2 separate regions of the Homo sapiens genome follow, and region 1 is linked to region 2. A link is an interaction called in ENCODE POLR2A ChIA-PET data of the cell type or tissue named here. Cell type or tissue: GM12878. All regions are shown on one strand. Each heading gives the region's core, and the rest is flanking DNA. Links, peaks and the distances in the headings are about the cores only.

Evidence for each region. Peaks named below come from ENCODE experiments on the same cell type or tissue, not always from the same donor. Only the 100,000 strongest peaks of a DNase experiment are listed, where the experiment ranks them.
Region 1: POLR2A ChIA-PET joins it to region 2 with 5 read pairs; 3 of 35 experiments call an interaction of 5 or more read pairs at or near these places.

Annotation. Positions count from the first base shown.
Region 1 is chr2:173,983,079-173,999,078 of GRCh38, reverse strand. No RefSeq gene overlaps it. Among named protein-coding and RNA genes, the nearest start is that of SP3, 26 kb to the right of the region's middle. RefSeq lists a silencer at 6,157-6,330. In GM12878, for the core only: no CTCF peak of the experiment used is centred there; DNase peaks (open chromatin) are centred at 7,408 and 9,173; H3K4me3 peaks cover 1,430 bases; H3K27ac peaks cover 3,114 bases.
Region 2 is chr2:173,909,330-173,925,329 of GRCh38, reverse strand. SP3 (Sp3 transcription factor) reads left to right here. Exons shown (of 7, transcript NM_003111.5): 5 at 6,545-6,737; 6 at 12,064-12,260; 7 at 15,073-16,000. The coding sequence ends at 15,389. Among named protein-coding and RNA genes, the nearest start is that of SP3, 48 kb to the left of the region's middle. In GM12878, for the core only: no CTCF peak of the experiment used is centred there; no DNase peak of the experiment used is centred there.

The DNA of each region.
Region 1 (16,000 bases), core at 4,930-12,929, 74 kb before region 2:
CCTCCTCACCAAATCCTCCCCACCCTTGAAGAGCCACAGCTGAAACGAGCCCTCCAGGAAGCCTTCTATGATCTACAACCAGAAAGAATCCTTCTTTTTTTTTTTTTTTTTTCAACTGCCATACCCATTTTCCTGGACCTGTCTTCAAAAAAAAAAACAACATTCTATTATAGCTATTTCAATTACAGCTATATTTCAATTATAGCTATAATCTATTTCAATTATAGCTATTGATGTACATTTCTTATCTATTATACCAGGAAATAAAGTAGGCATAAGGGCATGTCTTACTGACTTTGTTTTTCCCATAAGGTTCTAAACATTGTAGGTACTTAATCAATATTTGCTGAGTGAATAATAAACGAGAAGGGTTGTGCATATGGTGCACAAATGACAGAAGCCTGGGCCCTTCACGAGTTTCCCTTCTGAAGCTGCCTCTAAGCAGGGCTTCCGGGGATTCCTCTGACTTCCTCACACACTTGCAGCTAAGGGGATCCATTGCAGCGGGGAAGGGAGCCTCCAGCTCCTCAATCCAGCAGGAAACCAGTGTTCCTTCCGACTGGTCAGTGCTTAGGCCACCCAAGTTGTGAAATATTTTGAATATCAGCCCTGCATGCAAGGAAAGGCAGCACTCAACCAGATGACATTAAAGAGACACTGGGTACAAATGCGTGTTACGGCAGTAAGACATTCTCATTGAAGGAGGTGAGAGAAGATGGGGAAGCCGGGTGTTGGAAGCTGGAAAGCAGGGGAAATCATTTCACCTTTTGTTAATTACTTGTGTAACTTTGGACAAAAGAGTACTAGCCTGGAGCCAGAGACCTGAGTTCTAGTCTGGTACTGACACCTGCACTTGGGTCTTGGGCAAAGTCACTTCATCTTGTCACAGTTAATTAGCCTACACAGTAAAAGAGGATGGTCAAGGTTATGGTGAGATACAGGGCTGCTTGGTGAATGTAGAAAGTCATGAAGCCTGGAGAACGGACAGGTCAAAGGGAAAGTGTTTATATGTTGAGCTTTCCTGTGAAAGAAAGTGTCCATTTTGTGTGTGTGTGCTGTACTTTAACAGGATACATTGGCTCTCCACCAAGCCTTGGAATTGAGCATCTGCCAAAAGATGGAGAAAATAAACAGGAGTATTCAGTGTTAACCTGACATTTCAATACCTAATGTGCCCAGTGGTCCAAAGTATTTTCGCTTGAAACAAGAAGTACTTCTTGTCAGTTCAAATCACAGTTAAACTGTGCTCTTTTTCTTTATAAAGATAGTTTTAAAAAATTTAAGTTCTTTATCATTTCTCCTCTGAAAGGGCTCACAACACACTGCCAAGTGTGCCCGTGAGCACAGAGTAGGTTCTGTAAAAGTTTGTCATCATTTATTTTATTATCATTGTTTTATGCTTTTGCTTAAGAAAATCACTTGTTGATTATATTTTTCTGTGCAAATAGAATTGCTTAATAGAAGAAAAGGAAATAAAGCAACTGTCAGCAAATTACCCAAAAGCAGAAGTTGAGTTTCTTTCACGTGAGTGTTCAAGTGTTTCAGCCACACACTCTAGTCTTGGCAGCTCATGATTGGCAAAGGCCGGAGCTGTGTTGAGCAAAGTCAGAAGTGCAGACAGCTGAGCAGCCAGAAGCATGCAGGCAGGCGGTAGACACGTGGGGTGGTGTTGGGGATGAGTCTTCGTTTGTTTGTTAAGACAGGATCTGGCTCTGTTGCCCAGGCTGGTGTGCAGTGGTGCGATCTCGGCTCACTGCAATCTCCACCTCCTAGACTCAAGCCATCCTCCTGCCTCACTACAGGTGCACACCATCATGCCTGGCTAATTTTTCTATTTTTTGTAGAGATAGGGTTTCACCATGTTGCCCAGGCTGGTTTTTAACTCCCAAACTCAAGCAATCTGCTCACCTTGGCCTCTCAAAATGTTGGGATTACAGGCATGAGCTACCACACGAGGCCTGGGGCAGAATCTTTGAGCAAGGCCACTTAGTGGCAGCGAACACCAACCACTCACAAACTCAGTTATAATCCATGTAACAGAAACTTGCTGTGGACTTTCTAATTTCTCAGACATGTGTTGTAGTTCAGGAATCTTGAAAGCTCCCCATGGGAACTTTCTCTAAACTGGTTCTGTTCAAGATCAAACCCTGACCTGCTGACTTGTAAGATAATTTTCTGCATTTGAGAAACATTGGAATCTGAAAGTCTTAAAAATAAGTATATGATAATAGCTTACAATCTGGAATAGAGATTTACAGTTTCAATAATATGCACTTAAGCTTGAATTGTTCCCAACTTCTTTTTTTCTAGATAGGAGCCATAAATATAGTACCTAGTAGGAAATAAAGGCTGATAGGTGAGCAGTGAGACAGTTGATTGTTTTTCTGGCAAAGAGAATTTTCATAACTTATTCATACACTACTGGATTAATGCTTAGACTAGCTGTTGGCTGTTTATCACCAACAAAAATTTGGTTTCTGTTTTTAATCTTGATAAGAGAGCAGTTGTTATTGTTGTCTTCAGAGAAAGAATGGTACCTGAGAGAGAGTGGCACCAACAAGTAGGGCCAGAGTTTTTACAAGGGGAGCTTTGTTACACCAAAAGGATTTGGGGGTTGGTATTTTAACACATTCTGCCTCAGAAAATTAGGTTTTCTAATGGCTTTTGTTGTTAAATGCAAGTGGATAAAATATGTGTCTGATTAGTTTCATGATAAGAGGGCAAGTCCCCAACTTTGCTTATACCAGATATAAGCTGATGCATTGGTTTTGCCTTAAGTCTGAAGTTTTAGGAAGGACTTTAAATGTAAGTATAAGTAGCAACATAGACACTTGTCTCCTTCAGGTCTTTCATCAATGTCACATCTCAATCAATGCCTACTTTGACCATCTTATTTAAAATTGTGATATCACACGCAGCCTCTACACTCTATTGCTTTTCTTCATTGCACATATCACTTTCCAACCTACGAATTTACTTATTTGTTACATTTGCTAGCTATTATCTGTCTCCTTCTACTAGAAGGTAACCTCCGCAAAGGCAGGGTTGCCTGTGTTATTCACTGACATATTTTTAGTGCCATAAACAGTGCCTGGTTTGTAGTAGGCACACAGTAAACATTTGTTGAATGATTGGATGGACATCTAAATATCTGCACTTTCAAATCCTCTTCAGATCATAGAACACTACCAATATCCAACAACCCTAAGGTGCATTTCCTTTTATTTTTATTATTATTATTTTTAGGTGCATTTCTTAAAGACAAAATCCCTGTGGGTGTATGTGATCAAAGTATAGTCTGAGTACTGGTGTTGGAACACAAATGTTTGGGGTTCCAGTCATTCTTTGAGCGTTTATGGAAGCAGCTAAGTGTCAACTTTGTTTAGGACATACGGAGGAAGCTCTCTCAGTTACTAGTAAGTCAAGGCAGCATATATTTGTGAACCACTCATTTCTGTGTACCTGGTGCTGAACTCACTGTGGCACTTCCCAAAAAGTAGTGCACTCTGCCATTGTTCTCACCAAAGTTTGCCATGTGGCTGGGGAAGTTTCCATGTAAGGGCTGCCTTACGGATCTTGACTCTTATTAGCAAGAGGATGCACCTAAGTTTGAGAAAGGAACTGCTCTAATTTGAGGGTTTTTTTCTCTAGGCCAGTGAAGATCATTAAAAGCATTTGCAATCACTTGCTTAGACCAGTGGCTGGTTCCTTTGACTTGATGACCAAAAATTTTTCAAAGTAATTATTTGTGTAGTGAGACTGAGCTGAATATTTTCAAATTATCTCTGTATCCAGGTGCTCTTGTGAGGAAGATAGCTTGCATGTTTCCCTGCTGTCCTCTACTTGCTGTAAGTGATTCAGTCATAATTGGATGCCCAATTCTCTTGTCTCTTTAACGAAGACACAAGTCTGTGTTTGACTCTTACCCTGGCTTACCAATCAGAGCTCCCCAGGTCCTCCCAGGCATGTTCCCCTGTGCTCTCACCTGATCAATACACTCATTGTCTAGTCCCGTGGTCTCTGGTCCCTCCACTTCTAGCCCCCACTGCATGTCAGAACCAGATTAATCCTTCTAATTCATGGCTTTCACCTTATTGGGCATCTCTTTAGAAATTAACTTGACAACAATCCATAGAACGAAATCCAGACTTCTCACCCTAGTGTCCTAAGCCTTCCATCAAGTGGTCCATCAGGTTTAGGTGACCTGAGCTCCTACTCCCAACCAGAATGAACACTGTGCTTCAAACTGGTCTCTTGACTCCTCTTTCCATTCCAGGCTCTCATTTTCCCTTTCCCAGTCCTTGCTCTCCATCCTGGTCCCATCTCCATGATTCTGACCCCATCTCTATGACTCTATTGATGCTTCTTCTCATCCATCCACCCATTCATTCATTCAGTAGATATAGAGCTCCTACCATATACTAGGCAGTGTTTCAAGCTCTGGGGATATAATCTAGGCAATTTGAATGTCTCTCCTTTTACCTCAATCCAAGGTGATCCAAACCATAGACTGCCTTCAAGAGCCAATTCAAACCTCAACTTCTCAATGGTTCCCTGACTCTGCAAGGCAGCCAAGTGTACTGGTTAAGAGTAAAGGCTTAGGAATCAGATAAATTAGTGTGAGAATTTTGCTCTGCCACCGAATACTTGTGGAATATTGGGCAACGTACCCAATCTTTCTAAGCCTCCCATTACCTCATCTATAAAATCGGGATCATAGGTACCTCATGGATTTGTTGTGAGGATAAAGAGAGATAATCAATAGTGATATTGCTGTTATTAACTTTTCTTTCTCTAAAAACTTACAGCAGAATAAATGATGCCTGGCTAATTAAGAACGAGTGAATTTTGCTTGTGATGTATTTGTGTGTCTCTTGAAACTCCTTCCTTGCTCCGTAGTACTTAACAAATGCATAGTGAATGCATGCCCAGTAAGAGGACACTTCACTGTCTCATCTCTCCTATTGGATCCCCAGTTCCTCAGGGATACCAGCTTCTGGCTGTTCTTTCTATACCCTCTCCCAGGCCAGATGAACTCATTCTGTGAACTGAAAGCCATTAAGATAGAAAAGGAGATGCCTCTATCTAATCTGAGGCTAATAGGAGAGGAAAACTTTTACAAACTGGAGGGGGCATGAATTTCTAGATAGCGTTAAGTGGTCATATCAAAGTATAACCCACGGCTTCAATTTGGTCTGTCAAAGATGGAATTAAAAGTAAATTTGAAGTTTCACAACATAGTTCTCTCTATTATGGGTGCTTCTGTGCATTAAAATCATCTGTATGAGGCTCACTGGGATGGGCAGAGATTCAATCACTGCTAATGGCTTAAGGAAATGGGGTGGTGAGAATTAGGGTCATCTATCCCAATTGGGGCAAGAAGGAGAGCTAGAAAATGTTTTTCAATCTTGACATCTTGCCAGCTGGAGCTGAAGGGAAATGTTTTTCTGAACTCATTGAGCAGCCTACTCACAAATCATAGAGATAGCTGCATTCCATGAGAATATATATAATTTTTATGTGGTCTAGTTAAAGACTTGTACCACCCACTCAGAGTTGTGCAGAGCACTCCTCAGGGACCCTTGAAACTACACCACACCACGAGGTAGAAGCCCACTTTAGCAAATGCCATGGTCATGGGTTTTATGCAGTGAGGCTATTTGCATATCTCCAGTAACAGTTTGGAATATTACAAGAAAAATACAACATGGCAGATGCACCCACCAAATTCTGCATATTTAGTCATCAGTAGATAACTAAGATATTGTCCATAGGTATGATATTTAGGTGTGGTATCTTTTGAAATACTTATTTGGTGTTAAGTAGTCTTAATAAGAATAAATATTCTAAATAGGTTACAAATGAACTTTTTCTTTTCAAAAAAACTTTAATCCTACAATCTCGTCCAGTTCATTTTTTTTTTTTTTTTTGAGACGGAGTTTCGCTCTTGTTTTTCAGGCTGGAGTGCAGTGGCGCCATCTTGGCTCACTACAACCTCCACCTCCCAGGTTCCAGTGATTCTCTTGCCTCAGCCTCCCATGTAGCTGGGATTACAGGCACGCGCCTCTACGCCTGGCTAATTTTTTCTATTTTTAGTAGAGATGGGTTTTACCATGTTGGCCAGGCTGGTCTCAAATTCCTCAGGTGATCCACCCGCCTCGGCCTCCCAAAGTGCTGGGATTACAGGCGTGAGCCACTGTGCCTGGCCTCATCCTGTTCTTAAGACCAGCCTGGGACAAGGGCAGAACGGATAATTATGACAATGTTACAATGTTACAGGTGAACAAAGAGAAACGGTAAATGACTTGCCCAAGGTCACGAAGCCTATAAGGAGTAGAAGTAGGACAAGAATCCTAGTGGCCATTACTATTATTGTGATGATTATTATATTGACTCCATGACATACTTCTCTGATTGCTCTGCTCTGCTGTCCTGTATGAAGAGATTTCAGTAATGCGTGTGCCCCAGAGCGGCTTTAGTCTACCCTGGGCTGAGGAGTAGGGTGGCACTGATTGGGTCCTTGCCTTTGGTGCAGATATGGGCTGAAAACCTGGACTTACCTTCCTGGCCCATTTCTTAGTTTTGTTTGTGGCCAGGTATGAGTAAGATGGTTAGAACTGGGGCCCTTTTCACATTTCATGTTTTTCTGGTTTCTAAAAATGAAAATGGCAAGAAATCCCTGCAGCAGGAGTATTTGTTCTAGGCAGGGTATTTCCTGCCAGTTTCCTCCAGGAGGAAGATTTACCTTTAGGGCAGTCACGCTCCCCATCCTAGGTATGTGATTGCTCTGACACCTTTTGAAGCTACATCAGATTCAGCCTTTCAGGCGTGTCCTGGTCTGACTATTGGATTGGAGTGCAAATGCAGTAGATTGCATGAATTAATTTTATTTAAAAAAACAAAACAAAACTGTTCTTAAAGCTGGGAGGTGCACACATTTGCCAATATTATCCTGAAGCTTTAAGGGCCCTCCCAGCCCCAGGGGAGTTGGGCTGGCTGGCTTGACTGCAGTAAGAAGCTGTGGTGACCAGCACGGACTGACGCATGCTGGTTTGACGGTGGGACAGCATCTGGCACAAGCCCTGGCAGTTCATTATCTGAGATCACTCACTTGCATTTGGTCTTTGCTTGAATTTCTTTTGGAAAAAAAGAAGAGAAACACACCCCAAATTCCAGGTAATGGAACATCATTAAATTGGAGGCACCAAGGTTGTGAGAATGGGGAGGATTTTCACTGGACAAGAAAATGTAAAACACCCTTGCTCCTCCATAGCTGGAACTCAGCCATATTGCACGTCTGCATTAATCTGGCTGGTTGTTCTGAGGGCAAGGACCTGAGTTTTGGATGCTCACGAATCAGAGAACGGTGCCAGGGGAAACCCAGAGTTGCATTTAGCAACTCTACCCAGAGAATGCAAAATACACCTTCCTGTTCAGTCCCCTTTACACATTACTTAGACGTGGTGGACTCCCAAAGCTGCAGGGGAAGGCATGACTTCGAAAGTCTCTAACAGGCTCTACGAACATGCTTTCCCACATAAACACTGAGACATCTGGGGAGAAAGGGGGGGAAAAAAGAGGGGTGGAGGCAGGGAGACCTCTAGACAGAATAAGCCAAGAGCGCAACAGCAGCTGTGAACGTGCCAGAGGCAGGCAGGCAGAGAGCCAGGATTCTCTGAGCAAAAGCTAAGCAGCAGGGCAAGCCACTCTCCCAGCAGAGTCACTGGCCTGGAAGTGTTGGATGGTGCCCACCAGTTGCCTAAGCAACCAGGGGGTGTCTAGAATTTCTGGGGGTTCGTTTAAGCTCTGGACCCCAAGAGGGGACTTCTTTATTCTTTCCTAACTGCATGGAGAACAGTTGGAGGGTCTGAAGGGACCATGTGGGTTGGGCTCTGAGAGCTGCTTCCTCCTCGGCTAGCAGAGTCTCTGGCCGTTGTGGATGCGTCAGTGCAGTAGCTCTGTGGCTCTCAAGCTGGGTTCTGCATGGAAAATCATATTCGTTACTGTATCCTAATAATTTGGCATGGGTGGGACTTAATTTTTTAGTTGTTGACTCAAGGTCTCTGATGCACAGGCTGGAGTGCAGTGGTTCAATCACACCTCTCTGCAGCCACCAACTCCTGGGCTCAAGCAATCCTCCCACCTCAGTCTCCCAAGTAGCTGTGACTACAGGTGTGCACCACCTTGCCTGGCTAATTTTTGTATTCTTTGTAGAGATGAGGTCTTGCTATGTTAGTTGCAGACTCCTGGCCTCAAGCAATCCTCCTGCCTTGGCCTCCCAAAGTGCTGGGATTATAGGTTTGAGCCACCGCACCCGGCTTAATTTTTAAATTGTCCTTTGCTGGCTGGGGATCATGTTCTTCTCCCTAGAGTCTCTGCATCACAGTTCTCGAGTCTCCAGCATCCTCCAGCACTTATGATTTCCCTTTTCCCACCCCAGCAGGAAAGAAACTGAGCATGCTGACACTTATAGTATCTCATCCTCAAATCCTCGGAGGCCCAGTCCTCGAGAGAGGTGGTAGCCTTATCTACACCAGCTGTGTGCAGCCCACATCCACAGAGGGGTAGGGAGAGAGCCACAAACACAGCCTCCTCCACTCCGTGGCACCCCCTCTCTTTTCAACCCTCTTCTTTTCTAAAACTAACTGCATTCCCTAGGCCGCCTTATTTTATTTCCTGGCTCCCAGAAATCTTTAGTGTGAGAACAGGCAGAGGAATCTCCTGGGGTGTATTTGGAAGGAAGGGAGTAAGCTCGGGGTTGGATAACTTCCACAAGCGGAATCTCAATCAGTGGTTCTTAACCCTGCTGCACAATAGAATCATCTGGGAGCTGTTAAAAAAATTGCAACGCTCAGGCCGAGGCCCAGAGATTTGGTTCAATGGGTCTAAATAAAGGTTTTGTTTAAAACATTTTTTTTGACAAAGATATTTTTAAAAACAACTCTCAGAGATGAGAAGCACCGACCTAAAGGTGAGTAGCTTGGGCATAAGCACAGGAAAGTCTCCTGTGTGCTGTGTGATGGGTCTGAACCTTATTCATCTGCAGGAGGCCTCTCAGTTTGGGCTGGTCAAGCAGCTGTGCTTGTTGGCAGAGACAGCTTGCTTCCTCCCTTTATCTACCAGATACACCCTCTTCCTTGGCCTAAACTTGAGGGAGGTGATGTTGGGTACAAAGACCCCAATTCTGTGGCATCATTACAGCAAGAAAGTTTTTGAGCAGTCGGCAGAGGAGAAATACTACTTCAGAGCACTGGGAGGGAGGGGGGTGGCTGACTTTTTTTCTAGGTCTAAAATAAAACCCAGAGGATGGGCGGGATGAAGACAAAAGGAGGGATGAAACAGAAGTGAAACAGCAGATAGAATCATGAACGAAAATGAGAGCATCCAGAAAGACTAAAAATTCTCATACACCTGTTCTTTGAACATCTCAGAAAGTTGGTCTTTTGACTCAAACAATTAAAATTACAAGTGGCCTTCCTTGGAAATCTGTCTCAAATCTCTGAATAGCTATAGCTCTGGCAGCTGCGTTGGGACAGTTATTTCAGTGTCCCAGAGGAAAGATATTTTGGGGTTTAGTCCTTGCCAGAAATAAGAAGCCAAGGGAAAAGGAGAAACATTACAGAATTTCCAAAAATATTTTGATAGCAATGCAAAACTTTGTAGAGGCTTGAAGAAAAACTAGAATACACTCTTATTTTAAGGACGCCTAGTGGACTGGCTCTGTATTTTGGCCAGTAGATTATTATGTTTGTCAGATATTCGGAAGGGCCTGTAAGTTCATGGATATACACATTTGAGTGTGTGTGTATACTGTGTGTGTGTGTATTTGTATGTATGCGTGCATTGGTTTATAATATATGTTCTCAGTCACTGTTGTGATTTGTATATATGGACTAGATTAGTTTTATTTAAGTTTTAAAATAATATAGGCCTTTTCCTATTTAGGAAAATGAGAGCGATAACATCAGGTAAGTCTGGTGGGAAAGTTAAACAGGGAAGTCTTCAGTTAGAGATTTAAAGTTGGACTATACCACTTAAGCATCAAATAAGACCTGACCCATCTGCAGTCATCAAGGCAGTTCTGGCTCATTACCGTACTCAAGAACCTTTTGTAGGTCTGGCTGGGAAATCATTTGTTCCTAAGAAAGCTTGCTGTTTTTCTCCTCCAGCCTTTCTTCCCTGTACCAGCTCCTACGTCCCTTGCATTGCTTAGGAAAAGTCTCTTTCTTTCTCTTCTTTCCTTCTTTTTTTTTTTTTTTTTTAGAGATGGGGTCTAGCTCTATCACCCAGGCTGAAGTGCAGTGGTACGATCATAGCTCACTGCAGACTCCAACTCCTGGCCTCAAACTATCCTCCCACCTTAGCCTCCCGCACAGCTAAGACTGCAGGCACGCGCCATCCTACCTTGCTTGGAAGAGTTTGTTTCTACTGTGTCCCAGTCTTAGTGGTTAAAGGACTTTGCTTCTCCCCCAGCAGTTTGGCAATAAGACTGTTTAATGGGTTCTCATTTTTATTAGTGAAAACTATTATTGTTCTGTAATATTTTATTTGTTACAATGTGTTCATTTTCTCCACTAACACCCAAGGGCGGTGTTGTACAGGGTACAGTTTTGAAAATAAAAAATAAAAATAAAACAACGTTAATTATGCCTTAAAGGTTGGCAGATGTGGATTTAAGAATTATTACATTGTACAGGTATCCCTCAGTCCTGTGCATGTTAATAAATATCTTTCCATCAGTCAACTTGTCTGGGCAGCCAAATCTGTAGAATCAGTTTTTGATTAAAGCTACCAAAAGTGGCAAAGCTTTGCTTATCTCAGCAAAGAAGGTTTTCATGCAATTTGGGACAGAGGAATAAACATTTCCGTGGTAAAAAATAAAAGTACAGGGTTTGAAGGAACAAGATTTTCTTAAGTCATCCAAGTGTGAGGCCCTGAAGGATAGGTAGCTAATACTGAGTAGAATTCAGATTGGAGTTCTCCTCCAGAACTCAGCAATTGAGTAAACAATACGTTATCTGCTCCATAAAGTGTGTAAAACAAACTCACCCTAGTGGCTCTCTTTTTAACTTTCTCTGTGATAAGGAAAAGAAATTGTATATTTATTTAAAAAGAATGAATGAATGAATGAAAGACTATTTTCATTCACATGATTATACCTGAAGGAATTTGTTTTGTTTCTTTGAATTTTAAAATATTGACACTGGGGCTGGGCATGGTGGTTCACACCTGTAATCCCGGCACTTTGGGAGGCTGAGGTCAGGAGTTTGAGATCAGCCTGGCCAACATAGTGAAACCCTATCTCTACTAAAAATACAAAAATTAGCTGGGCATGGTGGTGGGCGCCTGTAATCCCAGCTACTTGGGAGGCTGAGGCAGAAGAATTGCTTGAACCCAGGAGGCGGAGGTTGCAGTGAGCCGAGATTGTGCCACTGCACTCCAGCCTGGGCAACTGAGCAAGATTCCATCTCAAAAGAAAAAAAAAAATTGACATTGGTAACATGTAAGCCCCCCAAAGCATAGTTTCAAGTTCATGTTGTTACTAAATTTAAAATTGAGCTTAATTAAGGAAGTTTTATAGTTAAATGCTAATTGATAATGATAATTAAAATTTTACAGTGCTGTACAGTTTATAAAAAGTGTTCATATGCTTGCTTATTTAATTTTCACAAACCTAGAGAGGAAGATCAGAGAAGTTTTATTATCTCCACTTCGTGGGTAGAAAAGCCTCAGGAAAGTTAAGGAACTTGCCCCAAGCCATAAAACTGGTACCCTGAAGAAATTAAATCTAACACGAAACCCATGGTCTTGTTTAATTGCTAATGGATTCATTGGTAAGGACAGTTGAAAGCTAATGAGTGTCGGTATCTTGGATCATATGGTTTCTTATTAAAGTTTTAAATTTTGTTAGGGTTTTCTCAGATGGTAAGCAAGCTTAAGCTTCCCATGGTTTCAGTTCTCTCTGTCCCATATTCATCAGAACTGTTGGCTCAGGCAGCTGTTGTTCCTGGTCCCAATATTGAATGAGATCTAGAAAAATTCTTTCCTCTTAGCATAGTCCAGCCCAGCTGTGACAACATTGGACCCTTTCGAAATTGGCTCATCCTAGTAAACTGGGTAAACAATTACGAAAGCATATAAATGGATGAGTTGATGGAACAAAGTTTTTTAAATTCTAACTTAACTATTGCCTGGCCTATATCTGCAGCAGCTTTCAGGACACCCAACACCAGCTTCCTTGCCTTGATTTCATCCTGTTTGGGGTGATGAAGAAGATGTGATACCAAAGTACTCAAGATTTCCCATCTAACAAGAAATCAGTCCTCTCTATTGTACTCTTAAGCATGAGCTCTGTCTGATCACGCATCCTGCTGTAGTCACTTCTGTTCTTCAGCCACCTTTGGCACTTCTGTTAGACCTCACAGGGCATGTCATCTAATGTGACAGAAAAGCACTAGGCTGAGAGGAAGGAAGCAGGGGACAGACACATCTACATCTCTCTGTGTGACACTTGCAAGTCACTTTGCTTTTCTGGTCTCAGTTTCCTCATCTAGGAAGTAAGTGGGTTAAGCTGGACCCACTCATATTTTCTCAGCCTCTGTCCTAGAAGTCTCTGGGAGAAGTCAGAGATCCCTGAGGGCCAGAGCCTAACAAGCCCCTAAAGGCCGAGGCCTAAGAGCTTAAGAAGCCCCTGAGGTAGTAAGGAAAGGGGCCTCTTTAACACATAAGAGAGGATTGGGTTGGACCTGGGGCCCAGAAATGCAGAGACCCTACTTCTCCAAATACCCAAGGTGCTGAAAACAAAGTCATTTGGGGCGCAGAGATACAAATACCAGGGACAAGCAAGGTAATAACCTCCAAGAATTGAGACTTAGAGAAAATGCACAACTACCACAGGATTGACAGATGATGCCCACGTGGGACTCTTCTCTATTGGAATGTAAACTTCATTCTAATAGGTAGGACTTTTGTTCCATTTAATGATGGTTTCCACACATAGGCACTCCATACCTGCTTGTTGAATGACAAATAAATAAACTTATGATAAGCTAAATGAGCAATGTGAGATTATCTGACTTACCTAACTGCATTCACTCTAAAATCACCCTGAGTCCTAGGGCTGATCTCTGTGTAGTTGTGGTGTATTTAGAATCACTAGCTAAGCTACTATCCATGTAGCCACTAAATGGTGTAGCCTTGTACCACTTGCATTGACCCTTGCCTGTGGAATGGTTGGCCTGACATTTATGACTCTGCCCATTATCAGTTAATCAACATCTTGTGTATAATCATGCTGTAATACAATTCAGTCAGTAAGCTGAAATGGTCGCCAAGATCATATTGACCTTTGGAGACACTGATTGTACAGAACTAAGGGTGTGTTGATATGTGAGTGGATATGTAAGTAACAAATAGTAAACTGTGAAGAAAAGGAGAAAAAGAGAAGAAAGCCACCCTATCTTTGTGCCTCTGCTGCTTTGATAATCAGGAATGTGCTCGGATCAGTTTAAAAATACTCTGTGTTCTACTTTGAAAACAGAGTACATAAAATGATTTTCTTAACATTTTACATGTAATAGCGGCAGTCAGGTCTTTTTGAACACAGGAAAAGCCTGACACAAATATGGAACAAACCAAATATGGTAATAGGGTTAGAAAAAACCTGGCAGCTCCTGCAAAACCTGCACAGGGCCAATGCCAAAGCTCTGAACTGTTGCTGAGCTCTACCCCCTGAGGCTGGGCCGCCTTATCGGCCCTCTCCTTCAGACAGGTTCAGGCTTCTCTTCATTTGGTTTATCTGCAACCCAGTTCCATAACCTGATGATTTGCCTCTTTTGCTTAATTCCTACATTAGTAGTTTTTTTTTTTTTTCATTCCTACCAGCCTCTGTTCTGTCTGTGTTTTATGAAACATTTCCTCGTGGTGTGTCTGTACTGTGAGGCACATACTCCAGGATATCGGACATGTTGGTTAGCCCTGTGCGTTCTTCCCAAGAGGCATGTAGGTTTCCATAGTTTGGCTTATATGGGATCCTGTTCCTCCAAGCAGCGTGCAACTGAGTAAACAGATAAGGCAGGCAAACATTGGATGATGTGTAAATAAGTAAATAAAAGAACTAGGACAATGGAGGTTATAAGGAATATATTTAAAATACATAACTTACAAGGAAATAAGATTTGTTGTTTTTAGGCCAGGCGCAGTAGCTCATGCCTATAATCCTAGCACTCTGGGAGACCGAGGTGGGTAGATTGTCTGAGCTCAGAGGTTCAAGACAAGCCTAGGCAACATGGCAAAACCCCGTCTCTACTAAAAATACAAAAACATAAAAAAAATTAAAAAAATTAGCTAGGCATGGTGGCGCACACCTGTAGTCCCAGCTACTCAGGAGGCTGAGGCAGGAGAATTGCTTGAACTGGGAGGTGGAAGTTGCAGTGAGCTGAGATCTGGGCGACAGAGTGAGACCCTGTCTCAAAAAAATAAATAAATAAAATAAAAAGTAAAAATAAATAAATAAGATTAGTTGTTTTTAGTAGAGAGAGTAAAAAGGTCTGGCAGATGGATGGATTTATGACTTGTTCATTCCTCATCCAATGATAACTAAGTAAATGTGCTATGCTAGACACTGTAAGATAGAAAGAAGATGGATAAAACATAATTCCTACTCTTAAAGGTTATACTTTGGCCAGGCCTGGTGGCTCCTATCTATAATCCCAGTACTTTGGGAGGCTGAGATGGGAAAACTGCTTGAGCTCAGGAGTTTGACACCAGCCTGGGCAACATAGTGAAACGCTGTTTCTACAAATATAATAAAATTAGCTAGGCATGGTGGCACATGCCTGTAGTCCCAGCTACTTAGGACACTGAGGCAGGAGGATTGCTTGAGCCCAGGAGTTCGAGGCTGCAGTGAGTCACAGTCATGCCACTGTACTCCAGCTGAGTGACAGAGTAAAACCCTGTCTCAAAAAAAAAAGTTATAGTTTGTAGAAGAGAGATGATATATGTACTCATACTAGGGAAAAAGTATTATTACAAAGGAGATACACAAGGTTAAGGCAAGGAAGCAATGATTTGGGTTAGGGAGGAGGTGGAAGCATTTAAAGTGGGCTTAAAGCATGGATAAGATGGGTGCGATTTCGCGTAACGAATGTTTTGCCGGGTCACTGATGCCTCGAGGTAAAAATAAGTCACATTAGATGAAAAAGCAACATTTTTCTGGCTTTGGCCAAGATTTACCATCATAGCATTCTCAGAATCTTACAAAATCTGCTCTCCTCAGTATGTTTTTGGCAGTTGCCAGGGCAGTAGTTCTCAACCTTTTGAGGATTACATTCTTTTTTGAGAATCTGACAAAACCTATTGAATCTCTTCCCAGAAATACAAACATATACCCAGTAAGTTGATGTAATTTTCCAGAGTTCATGGACCCCTGCAGCCTGTTCTTGAACTCCCAGTGGTCCATGGTTTCTAGTGTAGGCATCCTGGTGCAGACTGTACCTGAGGCACTGAAGCTATTGGTGTTCACAGCAACGTAGCAAGGTCACACTGCCAGTGGCTTGGGAACGCTTGCTATGCACAGAAGCCACATTGTTTTCTCGGAGCTCTCAGTGCCTCTAGTGCAGACTGATCTGCATAACTCTTAGGGCCAATTTTGGTGCTAAAGCAGGGTTCCTCACTAGAGTGTTCCCACATGTACACACACGACCAGAATGAGGAGTGTAGTTTGCAGGGTACACGCATTTTTTAATGTTTTCCTGGTGATTCTGATACCTGTGATGCATCCCTCCACACCTACTGACTTAGGATGTTATTTTCTATGGGCCTCCTCCATCCCTCATGCTGAGATACTCCTGGCAAGCCCATCAGACATGCCCAGACGAATCTGTATCCTGGCTTGGAGCCCGGCTTTGGCTCAGGCTAGGACATCCCTCCCACTCCCCTTCCGTGCTGCATTTACACTGAAACTGGATGGCAAAATAAGGTCACCAACAAGGAAACTCTA
Region 2 (16,000 bases), core at 5,099-13,098:
TGTGACTCATTTATTTCACTTAACATAATGTCCTTGAGGTTCATCCGTGTTGTAGCGTGTGACAGGATTTCACATGCTACATACACATACTATATACATACAATAGAATATTTCACATATAATAGCATATGTGGCTGAGCGTGGTGGCTCACGCCTGTAATCCCAGCACTTTGGGTGGGCGGATCATGCCAAGGTGGGCGGATCACCTGAGGTCAGGAGTTTGAGACCAGCCTGACCAACATGGCGAAACTCGGTCTCTACTAAAAATACAGAAATTAGCCGGGTGTGGTGTTGCATGCCTGTAATCCCAGCTACTCAGGTGGCTGAGGCAGGAGAATAGTTTGAACCTGGGAGGTGGAGGTTGCAGTGAGCTGAGATCACGCCACTGCACTCCAGCCTGGGCGATGTGACACTCTGTCTCAAACAAAGAAAAAATAGTCTATGTATGTACTAAAGTTTCTTTATCTTTCCTAGATTTTTAAACTCACTTTGATTTGATTTAATTAAACTAAAACTAATTAAAATTGCATATATTTATATACAGGGAAGCTAACTTAAAGCTGCTGTTCCTATGAATGAACTGGCCTGGTAGGGAGTTGATCTTTAGCAATATCTGCAATATGGTTTTGCACAGTTTTCATCTTACATCCTGGCTCCATCCATTTTCAACTGTGTGACTTCAGGCAAACTACATAACCTCTTTGTTTTCTCATCTAGAAAGGAGGGGGAAAATAATATTAAACTCAGCGTAGTTGGGAGCATGACATGAGTTAATATATGTAAACACTTAGAATAGTGCTCTACAAGTAGTAAATCCTTATCTTATGTGTTTAGCCATCATATTCATCATTGGAGAGAGTAGGAGTCCCCTTAACAGGGGCTTAACTAGTACTTCAGATTTAATAAGGTGAAGTGAATATCTCGCTAGTCAGTTTACTAATTACAGGTCACATCATCTTTTTCTCACATATTTGTGGTAAGACTATAAAATGAGATCTTCTGTAATACATATTAGAAAATCAGTCATTTCTGGTTATGTTCATATGTATGTGTATATAAAATAATTTGGAAAACTGCTATAAAAATGAAAGGTTAATAAAAGATTAATTTCAAATGGGAGGAAAGGAGCAGTTTATAGAAGAGTAATGATCCAAATCTAAGGAGATGGCATTTGGGGGAAGAGATTGCTTGATGTTAAAGCAGAGATGGTGATTAACCATCCATCTATATTTTTAAAATTATTATTATATTTGGTAAGGGGATAACATTTAGTTTTAAAAACCTAACCCCTAAAGTGTTAACTTCTTTTAGCATTAGTGAAGTTATATTTTTAGGAACTCATATCTATAATTTAGAACTATCCCCTTAGAAGAAAAGTTGAAAAAAAACTTGGTACCTCTGAAATATCCATAGGAATCTGAGGAATAATGAAACTTTATAATACATGAGATATTGTAGGATTATCCGGTGGTTCTGTTAGATGATTTTTATGGCAGGTGAAGCTGATTAAAGGGAAAATGTAAATAAAATAAACTTTTAGAATCAAATGAAGTAATTTGATTCTAAATCAAATTTGATTTAGAATCAAATTACTTCAGTGCTTAAAAAAGTTGAAGGCAGAGAATATGAAAGACTTTGATAAGAACAACAAAATCTTAATGGCACACTATTGATAAAAGATAATGTCTCATTTTATCAACCATACTGTAATTCATATTTATCTAATGTTAGCTATTTAAATTAAGTATGCGTGTTCCAGACTTGATAAGTTGGTTAAGAATTTATCTTAAATGTTCTGTTAGCTCTATTGATAAATAATTAGCAGTTAATTTTAGGAAGAGGTATTTAGGATTTTCTTGTAATATTTTTAATAGAAATCTAGGCATGCCCTGAGTTATTGATACTTAACTAATACTGAAAATTAGCCTTATCTTTGTAACCATATTGTGTGTGTGGGTGTGTGTGTATATTTCATTATTTAAATTTTCTGTTTTTTTCTCTTCAATTCTTGCCCAGGTATGCAGAATTTTTTTTTCTTTTGTACATACCCCTTTCGCAAGCTTGTTTTATTGGTAGGCCTTGAAAACAGCCATAATCACAGGACAGAGATACTGTCAGTGCAATAACTCATCAAATGAAAAGGAAACTTAAACATTTTGAGGTGGAGAATAGACATAAAAAAACAGTGCTGTTTATAAAGTTCTTAAATGTGTCATACACATTTCCTTGAATTTCTGTTTTCATTGCTTAAATTTTTTGCATACTTTTCCTCAAATATTAATCAAATTTAAGTCAGCACATTCATTTCTTTATACTGCTAGCATGCACTATTGCTACAGAATATAAAGGCTGATTTACAAATACTTCAGGTACCCTTATGTGTCAAATCTACCCTTGTGGGCTAACCTAGGAACTGTACTGCCAATTTTATAATGCTTGCTTTTATAGCAAAACCCTTGGAAAGAGTTAACCTGTACTTGTTTACAATTCATCTCCTTCCACTCTCTGGAGTCTATACTAGGCAGGGTTTTGTGCTCACAGTTCTTGTCAAGATCACCAGTGATTACCACAATGTTATATCCAAGGATCATTTCTTAGTCTTTATTTTACTTGACTTTTTAAGTATTTGACACAGTTAAGTTCTTCCCGAAATGATTTCTTCAGTTTGGTTTCTGGACACCAGTTTCCTCATATCTCACTGGCACTCTCAGTCCCCTATGCTGGTTCTTTTTAGTCTCTGCTTGTTAATTTTGGAGTGCTGCAGGGTTTCCTCCTGTCTACATTATATTCCAGATGACTCTCAATGCCTAATGTATATGCTGATATTGGCAGGCCAGATTTCTACCTGAACTCCAAACCCATTGACTGTCTGATGAACACCTTCATCTGGATATTCAATAGGCATTCAGAACTTTCATATTTCAAAATAGGCCCCTGACTGGCACCCCTCCCCTGCAATCTTTTCTACCTTCAGTTTACCATATCTCAGTTAATGGCAACTCCATCTTTCTAGTTGCTCAGGATTTAAAAAAAAAAAAACCTTGGGAGTGTTTTTAACTTCTTTCTGTTCTTGCTCCTCACATGATAACCTGTTATCAATCTGTTAGCAGATGTCTTTGACTCTACTTTAAACATATTTTCTGACTGAACAATTCTACCCCTCCTCCTCAATACCTTAGCTTCAGGCCACTATCATCTCTTTTTAAGACTGTGTCAGGCCATTCCTGTATTACTATATAGAAATATCTGGGACTGGGTAATTTGTAAGAGGTTTAATTGACTCAGTTCTGCAGGCTGTACCGGAAGCATAGTGCTGGCATCTGGGTCTGGGAAGGCCTCAAGAAGCTTTTACTCATGGCAGAAGGCAAATGGGGAATGGGCACGTCACATGGTAGAAGTAGAGGGAGGTGAGAGACAGAGAAAGAGTAGGAGGGAAGGTGCCACACACTTAAACCAGATCTCTTAACTATTGCAAGGACAGTGCCAAGACAGTGGTGCTAAACCATTTATGAGAAATCCGCCCCCATGATCCAATCACCTCCTACCAGGCTCCACCTCCACCTTTGGGGATTGCATTTCAACATAAGATTTGGATGGGGACAAATATCTAAACTGTGTCAGGGTCTTTCTTTGTTGCCCAGGCTGGAGGGCAGTGATGTGATCATGGCTCACTGCAACCTGAACCTCCTGGGCTCAAGTGATTCTCCCACTTCAGTCTCCTGAGTAGCTGGGACCACAAGGCATGTGCCACCATGCCTGCCTGGCCTGTTTGTTTGTTTGTTTGTTTGTTTGTTTGTTTTTGGATAGTGACGGGACCGCTCTCTCTTGGCTCAGGCTGGTCTTGAACTCCTAGGTTCAATCGTTTCTCCCGCTTCGGTCTCCCAAAGTGCTGATATTACAGGCATGAGCCACCCTGCCCAGTCAGCATGAACTTTTAACTTGCTAACTGCCTTATCCTTAGAACTTAGAACAGTGACTGGCACATCGTAGCCATACATATAGTTGTTGAGTGAATAAAATCATATTCTAAATTTCATATTATGAATTTAATTTGTGGGACACACTCATTTTATTATTTGTATAAAAATGGGGGAAGGTTTAGTCAACTATGTGGGAACTAGAGGTAAAGCAAAAAAATTGTCTTTAACAGTTCCTAAGTAATCACCTATAAATTACGTTAAAATATTTAATTTATAATAATCTTTATATTGAAGTACAATATGCATTCAGAAAATGTAGAGATCAAATGTATATAACTTGATGAAATTTTACAAAATGAACACATAGGAAAACTACCACCCAGATCAAGAAATAGGATATTACCAGCAACCCTGAAATCTCCCTGTACTCAGTCATATATGTCCCTCAAAAGTAGGCAGTCACCACTCTTCTATCCCCATGGAGCACCTACTCCCTTCACATTTAAATAATTATTTTTAAACTGGGCTCAGTGGCTCATGCCTGTAATCCCAGCACTTTGGGAGGCTGAGGTGGGTGGATCACTTGAGGTCAGGAGTTCGAGACCAGCCTGGCCAACATGGTGAAACCCTGTCTCTACTAAAAATACAAAAACTAGCTGGGCATGGTGGCGGGCACCTGTAATCCCAGCTACTCGGGAGGCTGAGGCAGGAGAATCACTTGAATCCGGGAGGCAGAGGTTGCAGTGAGCCGAGGTCACGCCACCACAGAGCAAGACTCTGCTTAAAAATAAATAAATAAATAAATAAATAAATTTTTAAAGAGCAGTTGAGATGCTTAGTAAAAATGAAAGGAAGTATAGAGATATACCTTACCCCCCGCCCCTGCACATGCATACCCTTCCCTATGTCAACATCACCCATCATTCAGAGTGGTTCATTTGTTAACAGTTGATGAATTTGCTTGATGTATTATCACCCAAAGTCCATACTCTACATTAGGGTTCCCTCTTCGTGTTTATACATTCTGTAAGTTTGAACAAATGTATGCCATGCATCCACCTATATTACATCATACATAGTATTTTCAGTACTCTGAAATGAAAATACGTCTGTGCTGTGCCTATTCATCCCTCCCTCCCCTTTAATTCCTGGCAACCACTGATCTTTTTTAATGTCTTCATAGTTTTGCCTTTTCCAACGTGTCATATGGTTGGAATAATTGCCAATTGTTATGAATCTTATATAAATGAAAATTTCTTTATATAAATATCATACACGATCCCATTCCCTGTATATAAAGGGAATACATAGGGGGTGCGGGGGGGCTTCTTTTGTTCGAAATGCTTTGAGAGATTCATTTCTGTTGCATGTAAGTTGTTGTTAATGTTCATTGTTTTAACATGTTCCATTGTATGAACAAATATGATTTGTTTTTCCATTCCAATACTAGGGGATATGTGAGTTTTTCTAGTTTAGGGTGATTACAAATAACATTGCTGTAAATTTTGTACTTGTATTTTGGTGTTAAGTGTATGCATTTCTGTAGGTTGTGTACCTAGGGGGAAATTGTTTGAGCTATAGGGTATATATAGGTTCACTTTTAGAAGATACAGATGAAAGAGTTTCCAAAGTGGTTGTACTGATCTACACACCTACCATCACTGTGGGAGTTTCAGTTGTTCCACATCTTTGCCAACAGTCTGTACGGTCTGTTTTAAAATTTCTCGTCATTTCTGTGGGTGTGTAATGATATCTCATTGTGAATTAAATTTTTATTTCCCTGATATTTAACAATGTTGAATACCTTTTCTTACTTTTATGGGTCATTTTGATGGATTATTACTTTTGTTTCTCCTGAGCCTTATAAATAGTGGATTTCTAAGAATAACTAGCCACCATGTAGGACACTAATACAGCACAGTAAAAAAAAGTGTTTTCCTGTCATCTATACTGAGATACCAAGGAAGATGTAAACTTAAGTGCCTGGTACTGAAGACTTATTTTTAAAGTATCTGTATTAAGTTGGTATGCAAAGGAGAATTATTTAGGGCTTACTACATTAATTGATTTTATGGTGAGAATTTGAAAGTATACCCAGATGTGTATGAATGAGTGCAGTGATTAGACATTGGGTATAACACTTTTTGGGCAATTAATTTATTGTCTTTAGTGAGCACTTTGTGGTCTCATCTATATGAACTGACTTAATCTTGTAACATCTCTTTATGTATTATTTGCACATAAAAGGCATAGAAAAGTAGAGGAGAAAGTTTTTCCAGGTAGATTATTACCTATATTGGAAGTTCCTTCTTACAGAAGACTTGTTCATTTAGGGAGATTGTATTTTCCGAGAACTTTGAGTGAAGCATTTATTATCTAAAGGGACATATGAACTAATTAATGTTATTAATTCTACTATAAGCATTTATACAGGAGATTACTCTCCAACTAGTCTTGAAGAATAGAGGTTAGTTAGATGAGGAACAAAATAACTGGAAAACAGTCTAGGCAAGAGAAGTAGTGCATGCAAAGTTGTAACATTGGGAGAAGACATGTAATTTCATGCTGTCTTTTTGGGCCATTTGGTTGCTTCTCATCTGTATTTGGTTTTTTTTTCCCTTTAGATATTAGGATCAAGGAAGAAGAACCTGATCCTGAAGAGTGGCAGCTCAGTGGTGATTCTACCTTGAATACCAATGACCTAACACACTTAAGAGTACAGGTGGTAGATGAAGAAGGGGACCAACAACATCAAGAAGGAAAAAGACTTCGGAGGGTAGCTTGCACCTGTCCCAACTGTAAAGAAGGTGGTGGAAGGTATGCATACATGAAACACATATATATTTTTAAGAGTGCTAATATCATTCTGATTTTTGAAATACTGCATGCTATGTCATTTAATTATGAGAAATTATTACATGATCATTTTTGGTGTGTGTGTATGCGTGTGGCAGAAGTTAGAGAACAAAATATATGGAATTGGATTTTCAGTTCTCAATGTTTTTTAAACTAAAATTATTAGTTTGCTGTTTCAAAAATAGTACAGCAGATGCCATTTAACAGGCCCACACTGATCAGAAATTAGCCTGTTTGCAAACCAGCAATGGAATTTGCCTAAATATAGATAAAAAGTTGATTTTTTAGGTTGAGAATAGTAGTTACGTAAAAATTAAGTTCAGGAATGGCTGATAAGCATAAGTATTTCCATTTTCTTAGAAGTGAAAAATAAGCCTTAATAGATTGAATTTTTTAAAAAATGGGATTGTATTTCAGTTCAGTCTTTTTAAAGGTAAACATTAAGACAGAATAACATGACTGGAGTAAACTCAAAATGATCAGAAATTATGTTAAATATGGATGTACTAAGCTTAATAATGAAGAGATTGAGACTCAGATCATATTTTTTTTAAAAAAAAAAACAAGATCCAGACTGATGTTAATTATAAAGAACACCTGAAATAATTGGCACAGGAATATTGAAGATGAGGGATGGAAAAAGATTTATCAGGCAAGTATTAACAAAAAGAAAACTTGGATAGCAGTGTTAATATATCACACGAGACGGAATTGAGGTGAAAGCCCCAAATAAGACAGAGATGTATTTCTTGTTAATAATATTAAATTTCCACCAAGAAGATTTAATAGTCACGGTCCCTTTTTTGTGCAGCTTTGAAATATATAGAGCAAAAACGGATAGAACTCTAAAGCCATACTTAACCAAATCCCTTGTCATGGTGAAAATTAACATACCTTTCTTAGAAATGCACTGTTTAAGTAGATAAAATGTACTTTTAATAGAGTTAACAAACTTGATCTAATAGAGCTTTTCTATCTGCCTTTGAGTTGCACATTGGCCAGCCCTTTCCAGTAATAATAATTGCTAACAACTGGTAACATTGAGAGTTTACCGTATTCCCAGTGGTGTTAGAAGTGAGACATAGAGAGGTTGAGTGACTCCTAAGAGCACACACAACAGGGATTTGGACCTAGTTTTACTCCAGAGCCTTAACCATTAAACTATACTGCCTCCCAAGTGACTCTCCTTCTACATCTGATCCTTAGGTATTCATGTTTATTGTAATTAGTTTAAAGTTTTGTTTTTTGACATATTTTGGTCAATTAAAATTGTGAATTCTAACTAGGCAGTAACTTTTCTGAAACTCATTTTAGAGGGGCTTTTAAGATAAATTATTCACAAAAGTCAAATCTAACGGAGGCCTGGCCTTTGTTTCACTTATTCTTTATTTTAAAATGAAAATGTTTTAATTAGTTTATGTTTATTAAACTAAAACATGCTCATAAAAATGTAGACACATAGGACATTTAAAAACACCAAAATCTCACCCCTCTTCAAGTTAAGCTAGTAATGTGTTTGTGTTTGTCCTTTAAGATGTTACATGTATTTTAAAGTAGAATCATCTTATTCTCACTGTTTTATATGTCTGTTCTTGTTTTGAGAATTTTTGTGACCATATTTTCAAGTCTATATAGTCTGAATCATTTTTATGGCTGTATAGTATTCTGTTGTATTCTATTGTATGGATGTAGGGTGATTTAACATCTTTTGTTGGGAATTTATTGTCATAATCTTACACGTATGTCTTTGCACATTTGTCTGATTATTTTATTTGTATAAGTTGGCAGAAGTGAAATTGCTGGGTTAAAGGGAATTGTCTGCTAGAAAGGCTAGTTTATACTCTAACCAGCAGTGTGTGAGAGTATCTAGTTTCCCACACCTTTGCCAACAATGAATTTTACAATTATTTTTAACCTTTGAAAGTCTGACAGATGAAAAATACCTTAATATTGTCTTAGTATATTTTTAAATTACTTGGTGAGGTTGAACATTTTTGGGGATGTTATTTTGCCATTTTAAAATTTATTTTTTGAATTGTTTCTTTTTTTTTGTAAATCTGTTAATTTATGTAACTCTGTCACGTGCAAATGTTTTTTCCCAGTTTTACATTGCCTTTGTCAGTGGTTTGTAGAATGCATTGTTATTACACAAGTAAAGAAACAGTTCCATCACTTACACCTTGCAAACATTTTAAGCACAAAAAATTAAAGTTGGTCAGCCTTTCCTTTATTAGATGCCTTGTTACCATGCTATTACAAGTTTTCCGTATTCTGAGAATTATAAAAATGTTCATTTATATTTTTTCTAGAACTTTTGTGACTTCATTCTTTAATAGCTCACTTATTCTAAGCAATAAAAATTGAGATTCCTAAGAAAAGAAACTATATTGTTTCTTAGAGCTTGTTTGAACAAAATTCAAGCAGTATATGTGTGATAGACACACTTGTATAAATGACAATTGTACCTAATTGATAGAAGCATAACATAGGTAGTAAATCCAAACTATTCTAAAGTATTCTGCAAGTTGATACAGATAGTAATTAAAAAAGTTTTTTAGAATATTTGTCTTTTTTTGCAACCATTATTTTTTTAAAGAATATGGGCAAGATGGCATTTTTAGAGAACTGATTTTATTCATCTTTAGAGAAGTAAATTTTATTTGTTTACCTTTTAAAGTAAGGTGTAAAATATAAAATATTTAAAAGTTGTAATTATTTAGCAAATATTTATTGAGCAGAACCAGCTTTCAGAGACTGTTTAAACTAGTGAGAGATAACCTAGTGAGAGACAAATAATTGTAAGTAAAATACATTCTAGAGGCATGATTGTTATATAGGTTTTGTATGGATTAAACATCAGTCCATATTTTTAAAATTGTGCACAATCTGTTTTCTTTGTCAGCATTTCAGTTTATGTCCTGTTTTTCCCACCCTGAGCAGAAGAGAGTGTATTTACTTAACTTTTCTTAACTCCTCTACCCACAGTTTAGCTTCCACTCTATCTTAGCATTATTAAATTATTGGGAACAAGTTTAGACACTCAAGAATAAAAACGTAAAATTATTAGTTTTTCCTATATTATAGGCATTAGTGGTGTGGATATTAATCAAGAAGAAAACTTTAAATCTTTTATTCCTGAACTTTGTTGAGAAATTCACTTCAGTTCTCTCCCTTCAAGCCTTGGTATGACATGCCGTAAATCCACATCTACCATATCTATATCTTACTTTGAATGAAATTTTCTTTTTAAATAGAATTTTGGGCCTGGATGTTGAGCTTTTTCCTTAAATATGTGTGCAACCCCGCCCCTATGTTTTTTCTTTCCTAGATGCCTGTCCCATTTTCAAATAATATTTCTTATTTCCTAATAATTCAGTTAAAAATACCTTCCCTAGCTTCTTGCTTCTTTGAGAACCCAGATCTGTTGCTGTTAATTTGTTAGTCTTGTGCTTTGTTAGTGTTCCCATGCTAAATTTTGCTAAGTTTGTGAAATGCACTTTTGAGTTTGTAAAAGCGCGTTGATTATTGACCTGAGTGGTAGGCTTAGAGGAGAGGCATGAAATAATGAGTACACGAGTGAACTGAATTGGGTTCTCTGTGAAATTGCTATGGTGAACACGATATGTAAAATTGGTTTGTACACCAGTAGCCACAAACATTGCTGTTTTTCTTAGGGATTTTTAAATAATAAAATAAATTTAAAAATCTAAATTAAATGGAATCAATATTGGCTTTGGTTAGTAAGACTTTGGCATTGCAAGGGAGCCAGAAAAACCTGTTTCACTTAACTCAGCTCTTTGAAGAGTTGTAGAAATTGGGGGTGGACTGGAGCAGAAACTAGAATTGTGTTAGATTATGACATCCTTGCCCTTGAGACAACAGCATGACTCCTCCTTGTCTTTACTTATGCTATTCCTCTGCCTGGAATGCCTTCCCTCCTTTCTATCTAAATCCTACCCACCTCCTCCACGAAGCCTTCTCTAACTACTGGAGCCCACATTGATGTCTCCCTGTTCAGAACACCTATGGCATCTAACAGCCAGCACTGCACCGTTTAGCACTGTTTGTCCTATGGCAATTTCACATGCTACTGAGTGTGAGTACATTAAAATATAAATGTGGGGAAATATGCATTTTTCCAGTAAATTTGAAAAACGATAGGTGTATTGTATACAGGAGGATTTACAGGCTATAGAAAGTTTTACAGGATATGCCTAAACTGTGAGATTGGGGGAGGAGGGGAGTTGGGGAGGGGGCTAAATGTACTTTTTTAAAAAAACTCAGAAACATTGTAAAGTTTATACAAATTGTTTTGTCCAAAGTGTCATGTTTTTTAAAAACTAATTTATTTTTATTCAGTAACAAGCCTAATTTTTTTTTTTATTTTAAAAGGTTGAGAAATAACATTTTCTGTAGTGTTTAATACTATTCAAATGATCAATTCTGGGATCAAAAAAGTTTTCTTCTTGCTTAGGCTAAGATACCTCTGTTCACCCATCTAATCTCATATCTTCTAAACCCTGCTCTTGGTATCAAATACTGAAATGTAATAAATGTCCAATTTTGTGATGTGGAGAAAACTGTATTTTATTATATCTCTTGTGTCTAATTTTGGGTATCTTTTACATGGTTAATATGAAGGGAATTTTAAATGTAAAGATAATTTTGATTTGTATTTATCTCATCTAATGCTAAGGGAGTTCAGACCATTGCTTTAACTAGATTTAAAAAAAAGCTTTCTCCAAGTCAGTGTATATTCAGAGTGTGGCCACACAAATATGAACAAATATTCTTAAATCATATTAAAGTCTGCTAAAGCTGCCTATATCTTTTAATTGTACCTGTGATCAGTTACGTATTCATTCTTTGGTTTAAATATATTTTTGATTATCTGACGACTTTTGAATACAGACCACATTTAGTTTCCTATATAATTAAGTGGATCAGGCTTATGCGTAGAATTTGTGAATGGTTCTGATAGAAGAATAAATAGCTTTATTGTACATTCTTTACATATGAAATGTCCTTTTAATTACATAATTCTTGAGCATATTTACATTTGGACAACAATCACATTAATTCTGGAGTAAGGTTAATATATAAAATGTATATGCTTGAAATACATAAATTTTCATTTAAACTGATTTTAAATGGTTTTGGTTTCTGATTGACTTTGTAATGATAATGTCTTCTATTTAAAATTCAACATGGGGATATATGATGTAAATGGTAATGTCCATTTGAATATTTTCATATAAGTATATATTATTCTATGTGTGTTTTTTAGAGGTACCAATCTTGGGAAAAAGAAGCAACACATTTGTCATATACCAGGATGTGGTAAAGTCTATGGGAAGACCTCACATCTGAGAGCTCATCTGCGTTGGCATTCTGGAGAACGCCCTTTTGTTTGTAACTGGATGTACTGTGGTAAAAGATTTACTCGAAGTGATGAATTACAGAGGCACAGAAGAACACATACAGGTTACTAATACTTACTTTTAACAGACAAAAATGAATTATAGGGCTACATAACTGCCTTGACTTCTTTTTTATTAGCATTCCTTACTGAACTGAATCGATTTAAAATACAATGAATTACATCCAATTTTTACCTTTAGTAACACCATCTTAATAACACAAATTCCAAAGAACAAGTCAGTCTGGCTTATCTTCTAAAATAAAGTTATATTTAAGTAGACTTTGGGTGGCTTTTGTTGACATTATTGAATGCTTTAAACCACATTTATACTATTTTTATTCTGTTAACATTTTTAATTAGTTGTCAGCTTTTACTCTTGATCTATCCTATTTTTTTTCTTTCCTCTTAACACTGTAACAAAAAATACTCCTGTTTCTTCTGACATATTTGGGCATTTCACCTTTTCTTTTGTTTTTAGTATCTCTGAGGTAAGGGAAAGGTATTTCACTGAGGAATAACCAAGGCAATGTTGATGTGAAGACTTTCTCTGATTATATTATTTTTACATAGTGTTGTGTGGTTGTTAAATGAAATGGACCTGTGACTGATCTACACTGAAACCTAACAGTGTTAACTTAGAGATAGTTTTTTCCTACTACCATGTAAATGATTAAAGTGTTCATCAGTCTATGCTCAACACTGGAGAATTGAAAACTATGTATTTACAATCCCTAGAGAGCTTGGAAGAAGCATGGTAAAATGGAGAACAACATGGATTTTGAAGTCATCTGGATTCCAATCCAAGTTCCCTATTAGGTTAAGCGAATAAACTATCTCTGACGTTGCTTCACATATCCTACTTTGGCCTTCAGTATTGTATAAAATTACCTATGAAGTCTGTAGTAGTATACAGATGCTCTAATAGTTTTAGTTCCTGTCTCTCATTGGGTAGGTAGACAGATGAGATTAACCTACATGAAACTGCAACAGACAATTAAGAAAGTAGATAAGGCTGCAGGGCGTGCTGGCCCATGCCTGTAATCCCGGCACTTTGGGAGGCCAAGGAAGGCAGATTGCTTGAGCCTCAGGAGTTTGAGACCAGCCTGGGCAACATGGTGAAACCGTGTCTCTCCTAGAAAGACAAAGAATAGCCGGGCGGATGGTGTGTACCTGTAGTCCCAGCTGCTCAGGAGGCTGAGGTGGGAGGATTGCTTGAGCCCATGGGGCGGCGGTTGCAGTGAGCCAAGGTCATGCCACTGTACTGCAGCCTGGGTGACAAAGTGAGATCCTGTCTCAAAAAAAAAAAAAAAAAAAAAAAGGTAGATAAAAGATTTTGCGTTGCAGTCTGCTGTTGAAAAGGCTCAGAAACAGAGATAATTACTGCTTGGGATAGTAAAGTATGGGATAATAGATCTTATGATGGCCCTGTTAACAGAATTTTCCTCAGTAGGATTTTATCAGCAGGTTGTAAAAAGGAATAATGTAAAAGGGAGAAAAAGGTCAATGATCAAATAAGTGTAGGAAATAGTGGGCCAAAGAGGGTATAAGTACCTTCAAGGCAGTACCTCTTAGGACCTTTAAATTAAATGCTAGATTGACAGCTTGCATCTATAAGTTAGTGATGTAATGTGTGTGTAGCATTTCCTAACCTTGTGCCGTTTGCCATGGAGTACCTCTCAGGACTAATGTTACAAGAGAAACTGGGAAATACTTTAGTAGAAAAATGGTGGTATGTTAATAGAAGAAGTGAGAGACCTTTTTTTGTAGCGGTGAATGAGGATGAGATTTTACATAACATTTCTGTTAAGTAGGATTGAGGCACACTTTAAAGGTCCTTGTAAATTAGGCAGTGGAGCATCTAAACTGTTACGTCATCTGCAAGTTACCCTTGCATTTCCATATCACTTAATATAATCTTGAAGTTTTCTGATGTAATAAAATTTGGTCTTTAAGGAAGATAGTCTGGAGAGAGAGAGAGACTAGGATGTGACTGCAGTATAGTTCAAGCATGAGGTCTGATAAAGACCTATGTAGAGTAGAGGTGCTAGAACAAAGGATACAAGCTAAGACATTTTTGAAGAAAGGAATTAAGAAAATATTTACTAGATTTATTGATTGATTTTTATTGATTTCTCTCTGAATTCCTTTTAGGTTGGCCTTTTGTCTTCTCTTTTGGTAATCTTGCAGAGTCGGTCTTCAACATAATAGAAGTTCAGTCTGTCTTTTGTATTTAAACTTACTTTATTCATGCTGGGAAATAAATTTAGGCATCAGGATTTTAACAGCTTTAACATCTTAACATATTAGGCTTGTTCTTGATTGTTGTAGCTGAAGTCAAGTCAGCTAGCCAGATTCATTTTTCTAAGGATTACTCATTCTTTTTGGATCTCAAGCTTGTGGTGTCATTTCTTTAATCTAGAAGTACCCTGTTGCTTTAATTCATATTTAAGAGTTGAAGGTTTAGTATCATGAACATGGCATGTTAGTATTTTAATTATAGCGTGAAAGAATATACTTTTATTTAGACTTTAAAGTGTGTTATAGATGCTTATTTTTTAGCTGGCATCTTAACACAGGTATTTCAAACAAACTCTTAGCGTAGTTGAGATATTAAAGTCTTATTTGAATATCCATCTATTATATAATACATGTTTGAAGACTGCTAGTCATCAAAAAGTAAAGATGAAAGATTTAAGGAGAAATATTCTGTAAGAGAAATCTGGCAGGGGTAGCTCGTAAAATGAATACAATTTTAATAGACCCCTGCTCCCATCCTCACCTGTCAGCGTTGACTTACTTTCTGTTTTGGGGGAGATGATTGAGCTATTAAAGTTGAATTTTTAAAACCAAGTAACTTAATTTTTTTCTTAACAGGTGAGAAGAAATTTGTTTGTCCAGAATGTTCAAAACGCTTTATGAGAAGTGACCACCTTGCCAAACATATTAAAACACACCAGAATAAAAAAGGTATTCACTCTAGCAGTACAGTGCTGGCATCTGTGGAAGCTGCGCGAGATGATACTTTGATTACTGCAGGAGGAACAACGCTTATCCTTGCAAATATTCAACAAGGTTCTGTTTCAGGGATAGGAACTGTTAATACTTCCGCCACCAGCAATCAAGATATCCTTACCAACACTGAAATACCTTTACAGCTTGTCACAGTTTCTGGAAATGAGACAATGGAGTAAATATTACACAAATACTTATTCATTGTGGTTATTTTTATACAGTAGTGAGAAGAATATTGTTCCTAAGTTCTTAGATATCTTTTTATTGATGTGCAAAAATTTTTGGATTGACAGTAACTTGGTTATACATGACACTGAAATGCCTTACTTTGTATGATATTCCATAGTATATTAAAAATGGTAAAATTGCATGGGTTTTGTAGGTACTTTTGGAATCTAGAAGAAATGAAATTTTACCAAGTTATATAAAGAGAAAATTGAATTTAACAATGCGAATGGTAGTCTAACCAAATGCATCAATCCTGTGTGGTTTAGTGTAAAAATGAGAACATGTTGGTATTTATCTATTGTAAGATAAAAAAGCTGGTGGGTGAAAGAAATCATGTTATGATAAAAAATTTTGTAATTTTCTTGATGACTGGAATTTTTATTATGCATAACTGACAAATCAAGTTTCCAAGCAAATGTTACATAGTGTAGGCTTTACTTAGCTTATCAATTTGTCATTTTGAAGCTAATTATTTTAATTAGGTTAACTATGTACAATATTTTAAGCATTACTCTTGTAAGATTTTGAAAACTACATTTTAACATGGAACTCTAGGGATAGT